Regions from separate parts of the Mus musculus genome. Here region 2 is linked to region 1. A link is a loop called in an ENCODE intact Hi-C map of the cell type or tissue named here. Cell type or tissue: left cerebral cortex. All regions are shown on one strand.

The links. Hi-C counts contacts between places; a loop is a spot of excess contacts. Peaks named below come from ENCODE experiments on the same cell type or tissue, not always from the same donor. Only the 100,000 strongest peaks of a DNase experiment are listed, where the experiment ranks them.
Region 2: it touches region 1 in a loop (2.6-fold over the local background); 2 of 42 quality-filtered maps call a loop at or near these places.

The regions. Positions count from the first base shown.
Region 1 is chr2:8,385,420-8,393,419 of GRCm38, reverse strand. No RefSeq gene overlaps it. Among named protein-coding and RNA genes, the nearest start is that of Gm30904, 44 kb to the right of the region's middle. In left cerebral cortex, no CTCF peak of the experiment used is centred here; a DNase peak (open chromatin) is centred at 3,723; H3K27ac peaks cover 656 bases.
Region 2 is chr2:8,467,310-8,475,309 of GRCm38, reverse strand. No RefSeq gene overlaps it. Among named protein-coding and RNA genes, the nearest start is that of Gm30904, 130 kb to the right of the region's middle. In left cerebral cortex, no CTCF peak of the experiment used is centred here; DNase peaks (open chromatin) are centred at 1,351, 2,997, 4,579 and 7,313; H3K27ac peaks cover 5,749 bases.

The sequences.
Region 1 (8,000 bases):
TCTTCACCCACAAATTGTAGATGGGATATCACATTACTTTATGCTTTATGCTCTGTCATGGTAACTGAAAGCTTGCCCTAACAACCTTTTTTGTTTATTTTAGCAAGGAAATTTCAAAGTAGCTAGCTACATTTCCTTGGACTTTTGGCAACTGTTTCAAAGGCTTTGTTTTGGGAGGCCTATTATCAATTCACACATTTCTGTAACCCAGTGTAACATCATTGCTAATATAATGAGAATAAATACTTATTAACACTCAAAGCAGTAATTGCTGTGAATTTTGTATGCATAGTGGTTACAATCCACCAATATAAGAAGGTCAGCTAATATAATAAGGGGGAAAGAGAGTATAAAATTACAATATGAACACAGTGAGAATAACACATTAAGGACCCAACACAAAATTAGACGTTACAAATAGATTCACAATGAAAGCATAAAGGATACTGTACATTCTGAGACAAAATGGTGTAGGGATGTGTTGCAAGGCTGAAATGCTTTTAGAATCCTAAGACCTAGCCATGGTTTGGATGCAACCTGGGGTCCACTTGGGAAGGTCGTGGTACTCAAGCTGGAATCTTTGAGAGATGCTGTGGACCTTAGCAGGCCACTAGTCACTAATGGCCAAGTGTCACTGCAGGCCATTAGTTGATCCAGGACATCCTCTCTCTGGGTATTGCAACATCTCGATTATTTTCTTTCTCCTTTTGCTTTTTTGGTTTATGAGGTGGTCCATTTGCTCCCCTCTGAGCTCCTTCTAGCATTGTCTCAATTGTCAGAGAAGAAATCTGTTAGAGAATTTAACCGGGGCCAGAAACCCTCACTTCAAACATGTGAGCTAAAATAAATATTTTTTTATACACTAATTAATTCAGGTGCTTCATTTACACAAGATAAACTGACCAACATAAATTCCGTTCTTTGTAAAATGTGCTAAAATCTGCATATGATGTGGTGCCTCCAGCAATTCCTCATGTTTTCCCTGTAACTGAGTATATCAACACTTTAAAACTATGACTGAGTTTTATAAGGAAAATAACTTGACACTGAAAATGCCTTGAAATCCAAGCTAATTGTCAGAATGACATATTGCTTTTCATTTTACTTCTCCTCTTGTCTTTTATAAATGCCACTTAGCACTGGGTAGAAAGCTGGACAGACCACATATTTCTGTTCCATCTTCATCAGCACCAATGAATATACTGATTGTAGGTTCCACATCCAGTGGCATATGAAGTCCCAAGGGAAAAATAACAAACAAAAACCAAACAAAATAACAAGACAAAACACTACTCCTTCACTAAAAAACTTTAAACAGTGAAGTTCGAGTTTACATAAATGAACAAGGAAGAACTGGGAGATTTTTCCTACACAATGTTCAAAACTTACAAAGCATAATGGAAATTTGACTTTGGACCTCTTCTACTCTGAAATAGTGAGATGATAAATTTTTATTCAGTTTCCTCATCTAGTGTACTTTGATATGGAAGCACAGGTAACTAATGCAGAATAAAATTATATTTATTTTCCTTTTTTGTAGAAAATCCCAAAACCAAACAAACAACCTCCCAAAGAACTATCATAAAATCATTTAGAAGAAAATACGTAAATCTTTGAAACTCCCACAATACAAGGTCAATATGTGTAAGTGAGTTTCAGCCCTAGATATTTATAGTGAAAAATTAAACATAAGCAACTAAAATACTATTTAGAATCTGTGACTACTAAATATTTAAGGATAAAATGTTATTCTGCGTGTGTGATTCTTACAATGGAAGTGAAACTGTATGTGGTAAGCAAATGGAAAATTAATATATTATGCCACATATTGAAAGGTTCAATAGTGAAATCAAACCCTGAGGTTCATTGCCCTTTCTATCAGAAATGGAGCAGACTCTTTGTTTCCTTTAGTTTGTAAAAATCAGCAGTCTGATTTTCAATGAACACTGGAATTCAACTGGTAGTAACAAAAAACCTTTTAAAACAATGGAGATACAAAGTTTGCACTAACCAATGTCAAGGTTTCCCATAGAGTTAATTTGTACATAATGAATACCACAGCATGAATAGATGATTTGCTTAGTGGAATAGATGATCTAGAAATAGGCTTCAATAGATACTTGATATTTAAATAAATTCACGCTAGTAGTTGACTTTTCATATTTATGAAAAACATTGAGAGAGAAAACTAATGGAGGAAATAATTATTTTAGCCTTGTAATTTCAGACATTGTAGTTTTTGTCCTTGAAATTTTTTTTTTTTATCAGAGTCAAAGTCTTGCTGTGCTGACCAGGCTGCCTTTGAAAGCATTCCATAGTCTACCACGTTGGCTGCCATCTCAGCATCTCTACTTCATTGTCCCAAGTGCTCTGGTTTCAAAGGTGGGCTCCATTACTGCATATGTGAGGCCAGATTGAACATCACAAGCAAGTGGAGGAGCAAAATAAAACAGACAAAAGCCAGAGTGAAAAGAGTGTGCCATAAGTTGAGGCAGGCCATGTAAATTTCCCCTTGGTACCTTGCTAAGCCTTATTTCCAAAAGATTCTATCATTTTCAGTAATACATCAAACTATAAATCCACTGTTTATGTCCGAGCTTTAGTGATATAATTGTGTCTCAGTAACTGAATAGCAAACTGTAGCTTTGTGGGGGTGGGGGAGCATTTAATTGCCACACCATAACTAGTTCCTATGGGATTATTTAAGAAAATATCAATATGTTAACTAGTGGTGTTGGAAAATTGAATTTTCACAGAAAATAAAATTAACCAAACCAACGTTTTATCTAAAAATGTAAGTGAATTGAGGTAAATTGTACATAAAACTAGAATTCTAAAACACATAGGAAAGTATTAAAGAAACCACTATGCAACTGGATTATGTGAGAGAAAATGTGATAAAACAAAAGGTAAGACTTCTAAAAGTAAAGCCATAACTGTGGCATTATCAACTTTATATCTTCAAAAGAAATTTTAAAAGCAGATGTAGCCATATAAGCAGAGAAAACGATTCATGGGATCGGAGGTTATGTGCCAATTATATCTCTAAATACTAGCATTGTCAAGAAGTCTGAATGGTACTTTTCATAAGACAATAGATGCACAGGGCTTTCAAAGGGAAAAGACTTAACATTATCATTCATTACAAAAATGCAAATTCAAAGTCATCATGGGGTACTCCCCATACTTAATAGCGAGACAGAAATGAAAATGCTCAAAATACCCAATGGTGGGAAGAATGTCAAAAACAAAAACACTTCGCGAATCATAGTGTCGATGCAAACTCTAACAATCTCTTTGGGAGACAATTACAGTTCTATAACATTAGATATGTGTTCTTTCATATAGGAAAGCAGTGCTAATCCAAGGGAGGAAATGTGCCTTAAGCCCATACAAGGACTCATTCATGGATAAGAAATGGTACTTGTAACAGCTGCTAAATGAGGATTTTTCAAATGTCCATCAACTGATAAGCAGAATTTTAAAACTGCTATGTATATACAGCTATAGCCATAAAAAGGAAGTTATAATGCTGCACCATCCCATAGTCCAGATTCCTCTTGCAAATAAATCAAGTAAATAAAGAGACACAGAATTTGAGACAATTATTCCTCTAACAAAATGAAGATGGCAGTGTCCGGATGTTAAATTTTGCCATAATCTAAGCACAGAGGAAAGGTCTGAGTCTCAGATGGTGAGGAGGACGTTGTGGGCTATAAATATGTCCAATATTGTGGCTGAGATGAATAGTGTGAGACTGTACAACTGTCAAAATTCACTTAAAGCTTAAAAATAAAACCTCTTACACTTTTTAAGTGTATACTTCTGAGGTTTGTGATGTGCCTGACAGGGTCAAGTATTTGAAGTCATCAGCTTTTGGTGGTATTTGGAGATACTGTGGACACTTTAGGAGGTGGAACCTCTCTGGTGGTAATGAATCTCGGGAGAGGGGTGATTTAAACTTTTACTGTCTGCATCTACTTCCTGTCAAGTCTTTGCTCCTTATTATACTAAGATATGAGATGAGGCATTCTAGCTATACTCCTGACAACATGAAGGTTCCTGTTGCCAAACATTGCTGACAAGACTCATTTTACCTTCTCAAAACATAAGCGGGATATACCTTTGTTCCTATTATAAATAGCTTCTTGTTAGGGGCTTTGTCACAGCAATAAAAGTAGCTAATATAATACTTCAATGAAGTTGACCAGAATAATTAAAAATCAAAATTCATTATTTATATCCCAATTTAAAACAAATATTCATTTTCTATCATTTTTATTAATATTTAGAACCAAATATTTTTATATACTTAATTGACCTACCTCCCCAGTCTTATTTTGCACTTGCTCTTAAAGATAACCTTCTTAATGAATCATATAAAAAACATTAAGTATTTGTTTAGCACCAAACAAACTAAAATTATTGTTCTCCCCTTATCATGGTACTGTAGAATAGTATATATTCTATATATAATTAAACCTATATGCAAAAAACAATCATGATATATATATATATGTATATATATAATGCATATAAACTGCATACACTATATATCTATTAAATATACTTGTATATCTAGCATATATACATATACTATATATGCTATATGTCTCTATATACTATATATTATAGTATATATACTACATAAGCTATATTTTATCATATATATTATGTTTCACATCATATATCATAAATATATGAACAAAAGGAAATGTGTGGCAGGTGATTGTGGAGGTGGTTGACCTCCCTCAGCGTCAGGATCTGTTTTAAGGATAGCTTTCCTAGTATTTGGTAATGACCTAAATGTCATGTGTGCCTCGAAGAAAACACCTCTAAAAAACACTAATGTTTGTGCAAAGTGCTGATTGTGTGGAACACTTGTGTGTCTACTCACAGCTTTTAGAATGGTCTGACTTAAAGTATCATTATGTCCTGAATTAAAATATCACTATTTTCTGATTTCTTGTTTCTCCCCAAAATTCAGGTGCAGAAACATAATGACGCAGGTGATGGTATTAGGAGTGAGAACACTTGAAAGTCAATCAGGTCATGAGTGCAAAGTCCTCATGAATGGTAATAGTCCCCTCACTACAGAAGAATCATAGCACTAACACCACCTGAAGATGCAGCAAGAAAGCACCATAGATAAACAGTTGCATGGCCCCTTTATATGAGAAAAATCAATTTTGGCTGACTCTTGTCATTCAGTTGAAGGCATTTTGTTGTGAATGCCTACAATGGACTGTGCAAATGTGGTTTACATAGTCAATGGGTATGAACATTAGGGAATCTCTTAAAGAATTGAGTGTAGCATATGAGTATAATGTGATTGAAAAAAAAAAAAAAAAAGCCCAGAGCGTGAGAAAGTAATGTAAAGAAAAGGAAGGAAGGGAAACAAAATGAAAGGTACAGTCTTTGTGGAAATATAATGACGGACCATAGTGCCCTCGAAAAGAATAACAGGAACTGCTTAAAGCTGAGTGGTGCTTACTCACTATCAGAGAGAGTTTATCATGAAGATATGCACATCGTTTAGAAAATAGCAGCATCACCCAAGTGTAAAATGTTGCTCATGTGCCTGAGATGTCAGCTGTAACTATGGTCAAACCCTGTAGCAATCAGGTGATTAGATAGATAGATAGATAGATAGATAGATAGATAGATAGATAGATAGATAGATAGATAGATAGATAGATAGGTGATGGATGGATAGATAGATAGCTGATAGATATAGATACTAAATACATGTAGTTTTCTTGGTGGTGTTTGAGACTGGTATTACCACATAGCCCTGGATGGCCTGGAATTCTCTATGTAGAGCAGGTTAGCCAGTCACAGGTAGAGATCTGCTGATCTCTGCTTGCTAAGCGTTGGGATAAAAATCCAGTGCCACCTCCCTCAGCATCAGGATCTGTTTTGAGAATAGCTTTCATAATATTTAGTGATGACCTAAATGTCGTAGATTAGGACAGAAGAGCAATACCAAGTCCTATTGAAAGTCTCTGATCCCAATAGCAGCAAAGACAAAACAAAGATACCATTCCCTAAGCACAAACACTACCTTATTTTCAGATCTCCTCCAGCACCTATTTATTCTTGGTGTTAAGTTTAACCTCCCTTCTAATCTAAAAGCTTTTCCTGAGAACAAAATATCCAATAGAAAGCAGGTTTTCAGCCTCACAGGAATCGAAGCATATCCTTTTATTTCCAGAAATGCTACCTGCACTTTATGTTTCTTGTTTTCTTTTTCTTTTCCTCTTTTCAATTTTAAACGTGAAGAATGTTCTTCAGTCCACTTATGCCCGTGCCTATCTGAATCACCCCTCCTAAATTATTGAGAGGAAAATCTCAACAAATCTTTTCAGTTTGGTAATATGTGATATTTAAGGCTTTGAGATGTTTCAAAAAAAAAAAAAAAAAAAAAAGCAGCCCAAGAGAAACAAACCATGCATTCTTCAAATCATGTAGTCATTACACTTGTTCCTGCAGACTTCCACTTTGTGGCCTTTCAGTTTGGTTCAGGCTGACTTGTTTTTTGAGTAGGATGACTCTGCTGTTTATGTAGAACATGTTGATTTCATTTGAATATCAAATTTCAACTAAAAAAGCTCCTTAAAGCTCAGGCTACCCCTTGACACGGGTTTCACCCATGCTGTGTCATGAGACTTGTACCTGCAATGACAAGTTGCTCTGGGAGAGAATGCGAAAAATAAATGTCTTCACCGGAGACAACTGACAACTAATTTCACTTTTTTTCTGTGTAATTCAGAAATACTCTGCTCTTTTCTCAAGTAAGCCAAAGCTGAAGACAGATACAGAGAAGTCCATCCTCCACTGCCTCCTTGACTTGCTTTTCTGTTATCTTCCAATGGTCCCATAAAAACCGTATAGCAGATTATTTCTTTTTTCCATAAATATTTTCTAATTGTATCCTGTTGATCAATAACTACCAAAGTAAACCTTAAGACAATTAACATTACCTAAGTTAAATAATATCTATTTCAAATTCATATCAACAAACTTCCAAATACTTATAAAATTCATTATAATTCTCAACAAAGTAAAAGCCAATTAGGGAAAAATAAGGAAGCATTGATTTCACCCAGGTTGTCCAATATTCTTGACAATTTCCATGTCATTGGGAAGCTTTCCTAAAACAAACTCACAAAAGTTCCAGCAGTCAGAGATCATCCCTGCAAAGAACAACTGATCTTGCAGTGCTCACCCCTAACTGATGAATCTTCAACACTACTCCCCCACCTAAAATGTGGGGAACAGAAACATTGTAAGGGCCAAAGGACGTAAGTTTGCTGTGAGGTTATATCTCCTAGAAATGACGTGGAAATTTCAACAAAATGGATATCTCCAATTCCTTTAACAATGACAATATCAATAGATTTGCTAACATGGAAGGGGGAAAAGTCATGGAGTCCTACCCCTAAACAGTGAGTTACAAGAAATTAACAAATGCTGAGAGTAGGAAAATCAGTCTTTCCCAGGTAGGAACCTTCTCTTAGGTTATCCAGTACTGAGTAACTGAGTGTAATATAATGTAATATAATGTAGCCATCAGCGGCTAAGGAGAACTGGGTTCCTGAAAGGAAAGCTGGGGCTGTATGGAATGGGCAGCAAGAAAAGAATGACACCAAAACAAAGTTTCTGATCAAGGCCCAATGTTTACTCTTTGAGTCTGAACTTAAAAAGGGAGGAGACCCATCCCACACTATGTCAGGATCTTCATTGCTTTATCAGAATCTCCTCAGGAAACCAAGCTCAGCCTCTCAGCAGGTAGTGGATTCTTGGAAGAAGCTGCAGATGTGACAGGACAATATGGAATGGAAGACTCCATTCCTGGTGGTCTAGCCAGCTGTGGCATAAACAAGGTCTTAATCAGCCTGCTCAAGCCTGGGGAAAGGCACAATAAAAGCAGAACTAAATAGATCTAGTAGGGTGTGTGTGTGTACACATATATGCATATATATAATGATATATTATAT
Region 2 (8,000 bases), 82 kb before region 1:
AATAAATTGTCAGAGATATTAATGTTTTTTTTTTTTTTTTTTGAGATAGGGTTTCTCTGTGTAGCCCTGGTTGTCCTGAAACTCACTCTGTAGACCAGGCTGGCCTTGAATTCAGAAATCTGCCTGCCTCTGCCTCCCAAGTGCTGAGATTAAAGGCATGTGCCACCATTGCCTGGCTGATATTAAGTTTTTCAACCTACAAAAAAAAATACTTCTGGTTCAATTTCATTGGATCAGAGCAGCAGAATGGCTTTAGGGGGTGACTAGATTCTATGTTTTGTGAACACATGCTTTTTTTCATCTTCTTGTTCACACAGTGAAAAACCTCTAATTGTGTTTAGAGACATTAGTCCAATATTTGTAATTCAAAGAACAAGATGAAAATAAAGAATATGTACACATGAACTATTCCTAACATATAACTATAGATATAAAATTTCTTAATTATTTTTGGTTATGAGTAGAAGTCTTAGAGTATATACATCACTACGTTAGCTTTGCTACACGGAGAAGAGAAAATCTGAGAAAAACAGGCAAAAGGTTTTGTCGTTTTCTGTCCATGTTTACTTGTCTGCATTATTTTGGAGCCCATCATGAAGCAAAAGAACATTGGGAGAAGCAGCATGAGATGGATAAGATCTTGAGAGAAATAGGAAGTAGAATAGGGGAAAGACCTGCGGACAAGATAAAGTCCCGTCAAGAACTAAATATCTCATTCATTTTGATCCCAAAGCCGTGGTTTCCACCACCTCCTAAATGCCCATGGGATTATGAATTCATCCATTGATTGATCCATTAATGACATTAGAACCTTTGTAAGCCAATACATTTCTAGCAGCTGAACATATCAGCACTAGTGCACAGGAATCAAGCCTTTAACATGTAAACCCTTAAGGGACTTTCAGGTTCAGACTGTAGCTCACACTAGCCACTGAAGCATGAGTATCAGGCACACATGAATCTCTTTTGAAGCATTTTAAACTCAGAAATGGAAAAACTCCGTGGAATTACATCTCTGTTCCCTTAGCTTTATGAGACAGTCATTTCAGTTTCAAAATGGAAATGCTGATGTAAAAATGATAGTGTCATTCATACTGTTAACATTATAAGAGAAAAGACCTGGAGGTAGGGTTACAGAGAATCTAGTCACACTCAAGAAATAAGATAAAATTCATGTTGACCGTTTAAGCTGAGATAGGATTTATGTAAAATATCATAGGTAAGAAGAAAAGATTTTCAGAACTATCTTCAATTGATATGAGTGTCCCACCTTTTCTAAAAGATAGATTATGAGATGGTGCTTAGCTGAGTTTTCTTCAGATTTTCACAGATCCATCTGATATAAGCTTCCGATTTTGTGTCCTAAAGGAACAAACATCAGATCTGTGCTAAATTAAGCTCTTACAGCAACATACATCCAAGGAACCAAGAAATATTCTCACTTACATTTAATTTTATTTCAGGAAATCATATAAGTATCAAATTATATCATAACACATTTAAGTTTTGGAAAATCAAAAATTTAAAGAATATGAGGTAACAGACAAGTTAAAGGTTGATTGTGATGCATAAAACTGGAGACTTTCAATATCACTTTTTTTTTCTCATGTGTCAAGCCAAGCACTGTATGCTAGAATAGATATAAATAAGATGTCTCCTAATTATTGGAGAGGAAAGAAGGGGAACTTGTGTGAGCCTTAAAGAACAGCTGGTACTCTTATTTGTTCAGTTAGAAACTATCTTACTTTCCTGTTATCCTAACTCTTCTGTTTTCCTTGTTGGTGTTATGCTATCTAGAGACCACTGCATGGGGGCTTTTAAAGTAAAAGTGAATGGCTTTTTTGTTGTTGGTGCTGTTGGTGGGGGCAACATGGGGGGATCTTGCACAAACCAAGCAGCCTCAAACATCATACATTTTTGATTTTTGTTTGTTTGTTTTGTATTTTATGCCCAAAAACAACATTCTGGCTCACAAATTCAGTTAGCAAAAGAGGCCAGGAGCAGAACTACAGAGGCCCTAGCAAGGTTATTACATTTAGGAAAGTTCCTGGGTCCTGGAACTATGGGCTGGGTCTGTGATGTATTATGTCACTGTTCCTATGTTGGCAGGGCCTAAGAGCTAGACTTGAAGATCAGAATAGTGTCTCCAACACCAAGTTACTTCTGCTAAGGATGAGAACCTGGTACTCTCTGGATAATTTTCCAATTTTGGTTATTTGCTTTGAGTTACAAGAAATAACTATTTATATAATGAAAGGAACTATGGTGCTTTTCTCTATTAAATTTGCTGGCTACTCTTTCAGATGGTGCATGTTTGTTCAATGTGGCAGAGGGACTCGGTGCACTATACAGATTTTCTCCTAAACATTCATTCCCATCTCTTCCCTTCTTCATAATGAATTTCCTGAAGACTTTTGCTTCATCATTGATCCTAGCATGGTGACCACATCCTCTCTTGAGATGGTAAGTCATGGAATATAGCTTGGTATAGTAGGAAGCCATTGGTGATACTTCATTGGTCTTAGGGAGGGAACCTTCCCAGTTACAAATCTTGTGGGAAAGGAAGAGGGGAGAAGAGGAGAAGAGGTGAGAGGAGAGAAGAATGCACAAAAATAAAAAGGAGGGAAGAGGAGACTTTCTTTAGTCTTTCATTTTTTTTTTGCTCATTCCTCCTCTCTTCCTCCTCTTCCTCTTCCTCCTCTTCTTCCTCTTTCTTCTCCTTCTTTTCCTCCTTCTTCTTCCTCTTCTTCCCCTTCTTCTCCTCCTGGTTTTCTTCTTCACTATATATTATGTATTTGCATCTATAACCTTAAACTTTGGTCAAGAATTTCCCAGTTTAGAGGTTAGTGCTGAAGATACAGACTAGAGCATGAGTACATGCATATGTTTTTGGATTCATTCCTGCAACATACATAGAAAACATTTAGATATAAGGGTGGCTGACTAGAATATCTTTCATCCCATTGTAGGCTGGGCTGATTCAACTGGCTTGGATGGCTAGGTGGGTGGGGTGTCCTTGCCCTTTCTGCTCCATCAGGTGTTCATAAGTTGCAAAGAATGACATTCCCTGATAGAGGTTCTTTGGCTAATGGAATATGAATAGCTACTCCCTCCTGTTAGAATTTCCACATAAGCTTTCAAGAAACTGTTTGATAAAGACAAAAATTAAAACATAAATCTTGGCAAAGAAAAAAGTAAAAGATATTTGTTTACTTTTGAAGTTAGTGAACATTTGAATATGTATGCACTCTGCCTTAAGCTACCTTAGGTAGAAAAATCAGTTACTTGTAGTTCACATAGTTTAAATCTAGAAATTTAATTATTTGCAATAAAAGTTTCTTAAGTCCTTGACAATATTTATGCAACTTTCAACAATGCACTATTGCAATGATTGTTTTTACATATACAGATAGCAATTATTGACAGGAAAAGACACTCTACATCACATACCATCAGTTCAGTGAAATTTAAAATCATTGGACATTTCTTTGAGTCCTTTAGAAACGAAGAATTCTGCAGCTCTAACAGTGCTGATTTCTTGCAAGCAGGGGGAGTACTAAAGGGGACCTCATCTTTGCTGGTTAGAAAGCATAAACAATATTTATCCAAAACTAATAGAGAAATTCTTGTGGTATATAAGAATTCATGAAAACTTAGTGTACTCTGAAACACAAAGTGATGGCATAACAACGTGGTGTTAGTAGTGAATGTTTTTAGAGATAAAAACAATAATAAATAATCAACAGCAACTACCTCTCTGTCTTGTAGACTAGGAAAGGGCTGAAGCATACTAAGATTCACAAAATCATGAAATTATCTGTAGCTAACTAAGAATTCCAAGAGAGGAGAAAGTTGATATTTAAAGGGACATAAAAAATACCCGTTAACCTTGTACTTATTACATTAACTTAAACTCCATGAGAATGGTTACTTTATTAACCCTGTTTTACTTTCATATTTATGCCAATTATGTCTCAGAGCCTCCAAAAAGACTGTTAAATGTCTTTAATAGCATATCTTTGAGACAATTACTTGATGGCATAATCCAGATAATTCAACATGGGCTTGCAACCAGAATACTAAACTTAAAAAGAAACAACAAAACCTTGTTGTCCTTGGAGAAATTTGAATATCTATTCTATATTCATGACTGCTAAAATTCTTGTATCAGTTTGAGATTGGAGATTTGCTGATGTTGTTTTGCACAAAGGGGGGGGGGAGAGAGACAGACAGACAGACAGACATATTTAGTCACTGCCTAATGGGTTAAGGGAGTACTTTTTAATATAACTAATTCTTTTACCTATATTAGCATAAATTGTTATCCTAGATTGCTCTCCAGAGTCCCCTCTTGTTTCTTTCCTTTTTCTCCCATCTCTGTCCTTTTCTTTTTCTCCTCTGTCTTTCATTATTCCCACTAAAAAAAAGTAGCTCAATTATAACTTGCTTTGTCTCACAATGACATTTGGAAATTATTTTCTGTACTTAATTTGTTAACAAGTAGATTTTTTTCACATATGCCAAAATATATAAAACACATATTGTACCATCTGGACAAAGCTTTTGCCCATCTGGAATGTACTATCCTGGAAGCAGTGCAAACTTTTTCTAAATCTAGTGCTTTCTCCATTTAAAAGGCCCATGTATTTGAATCAAATTATAACTAAAAACAAACTCCCTGAAAATTCTCAGACAAGGGCTGGTGTAATTTAACCGCCATGCCTATGTCAAATGGCTTTTACACAGCAGGTAGATTGTAATAATCTTACTTCGGGTTATTTAGCTTGAAAGGTTCTATACCTAACCCAAGCCCTATTGATTCCCTGTCCTGATTTTGTTCAAGCAGATTGTGTAGATTGCCACTATGTCAGTCAAACCTGATGGGATTTTTTTTCTTTGAATGTAGCTGGACCAGCTCTAATAGAATCGTTAGGTGTTTCATAGTTTAAACAAAGCTGTCATGAGAGCCTTTGTTGCCTCAGAACGCATAAGACATTATTAGCTCTGCATTGTGTCTGTTGAGATCTTGTTTTATATTGCTGAAAACTTTCATGAATTAGCTATACTGACATGAGCCTGGCCTGGGTCGAAATCATACACTACATACTATAGAATGATTTCCTTGCATGCGGTGAAAAGAAATGTTATAAAGTTGGTAATTTTGGATTTGAGTTTGAGTTCTAATATTTAAAATATAAACTTAGGGTTTTTTTAAAGTTAAAAGTGGTTTTTGTAAGACTAAATGTACAGAATGTTAGACAATAGTCATATGCATAGGGGCAGAGTCTATGCTCAGGTAGACATTAATATTATAGCCAGTTCTAAAATTGAGGTCCTGAAAAAATGGAACAGGATGACACCTGGAGTAGAGATTTGGGGGGTGGGGAAAATTTTCTTCAGGGCATGTAACAGTGAGGGTTATTTGTTTTTGCTTGCTTGCTTGATTGATTGATTGATGATTGATTGATTGATTGATGTATCTATCACTGCATAAACATTTTTACTATGTATAGAAATAAAAAATAAAAATTTTCTCCATCAATGCTCTTTCCTGCATCATAAGTGAAAGTTGTCCATTACTAGAGCTTGGGCAGTCAGCTTGTGGAAGTGATTTCTGTACTACTTTAGAGAATGACTACACAATCTGAAGAGCTGGGTATAGCCATGCATACATTGAAAATAGTTATTTGAGAATAGATGCCCACTGGCAGCTTTCTCTATCAGACAAAGGTTTCCAAATACATCCAATGAACATAAAATTCATTATGTCCTATGATTTTCCTAAATGTATGATCACATAATTGTGACAATGGAATCTCTGCAGCACTAATTTCTTGCTTGTAGCTATTACTCTCCACCATTCCCTAACTATGTCTTAGATTTTAAAATTCACCTCATGCTTGTTCGTATGTGTGGGTCAAAAGAAACCATATAGACAAAGATATGTAAGGTAAGATATAAAATGTTATTTTATTTTTTCTATTAAATTATTTTATTTATTTAGATTTCTTTCCTGCCCCCCCCTCTGAGTTCTTCACCCCATCACTCCTCCTGCCGCCTCTGAGAGGGTGCTCCTTCACCTGCACTCCCCCCACCACCACCACCACCTCACCCTCACCAGCATCCCTCTTCCCTGGGGCATCAAGTTTCCACAGGATTAAGTGTATCCTCCCTCACTGAGGCCAGACAAGGTAGTTCTCTGCTACAATATATTCCTGGGGCCAAACAGCAGCAAGTGTTTTGGCTCAGTCTCTGGGAGCTCCCAGGGGTCCCGGTTAGATGACACTGTTGGTCCTCCTATGGGGTTGCCACCCCCTTCAGCTCCTCCAGTCCTTCCTCTAACTCCTCCCTCTTGGTTTCTGACCTCAATCCAATGGTCGGCTGTATCTACACTTGTCACTTACTCAAAGAGTCTCTCAGAGGACAGCCTTGCCAGGCTCCTGTCTGCACACATGATATAGCCTCAATAATAGTGTCAGGGTTTCATGCCTGCCCCAGGGATAGATCCCAGGTTGGGCAGGTCACTGGGTGGCCTTTCTTTCTGTCTTTGCTCCATTTTTGTCCCTGAATTTCCTCTAGGCAAGAACAATTACAGGTTAAAAATTTTAAAAATGGGTGGGTTGTCCCCTGCCTAAACTGGGGGCCACATCTATCTATTGGAGGTAATGTCTTCACTTTTGGGCATTTTGGCTAATGCTGCCCATTGAGTCCTGATAAGCTCTCACATTCCAGGTCTCTGGGACTTTCTAGAGGTTCCTCCTGCCCCCTAAACCCCACTGTTGCATATTTCAATTCATCCTCTCTTGCATTTTTTATCTTAGACATTCTGATTGGTGTAAGGTGGAGCTTTGAGGTCATTATGATTTGCATTTCCCTGATGATTAAGATGTTGAACATTTCTTTAAGTGCTTCTCAGCCCTTAAATTCAAGATTCCTCTGTTGAGAATTCCTGTTTGGCTCTGTACCTCATGCTTTAATTGGCTTATTTGGGTTTTTTTTTTTTTTTTTTTTTTTTTTTTTGGAGTCGAACTTCTTCACTAACCCTATACCTGTAGAGGACTAAAATCTAAAATGTTATTTTAAAGCAGCAGTTTTAGAACTATATTCAAGAGATCTCTAGATTGCCTGTGAAAAACTTAATAATTTAAAGTGGGTAGAAAAAGGCAGACTTAACTGAGCAGTTCTACCATTCACTGCTTTATGGGTAGGATTAAACTAAGAGCAGATGTAAAGGCATACTAATTTAAAATAGAATGGATTTCTGTCAGGATTTCCAAGGCTGCATTGGCAGACCATTGCTCTGTGCTTGTGATTTCCATAATCAAGGCTTTTGAGACAGACATCTGTTTTCCAATCCTGTAAGAGTTTAAGTATGGAAGGGAAGCCTTTTGTGGATTCTTTGTTTTGCTCTCCTAGGATAATCCCAGGGTGTCTACATATTGAATATCACTCCTCCTTACCAGTAAGGACAAACAGAAACCTACGAATGAAGAGAAATCTAGGGAAAGCAGCTTTAAGATGACTCCAGGGTTATTCTCATTACATCATTTGTGTTCTATGGGCTCAAACTTAGTATTCCAGTAATACTGAGCCAGGAGAAAGACTCAGTGTAATTAGTACTTGTAATAAGGTGCCAAGCTAAGGCTTAGCGGTTCTCATTTTAAAAAAATGGCTAGAATGAAAATTGAAATTTGATGGAGAAAAAATATCCCTCTATCACACAGTCTTTTGCTTTTTTTTTTGTCTCAAATTATAATGTTACAGAATTTTTTATTAATTAAGAATTTTATGTAAGGCTTCAGACAATCATGGCAGAGATTTATAACAATGACATTAAGAAGCAAATATTAAGCTTAATGTCAGTTAATGTTGAGAAATATCCAGGCTTGTGTTTTAGATACTATCTTATGAATTCTTCTGAAATGTTTTCAAATCTTTAACATTTATTTTCTGGAGAGAAATTTCTAAGCAAACTAATGTTGCTTGCATTTGATATGAAA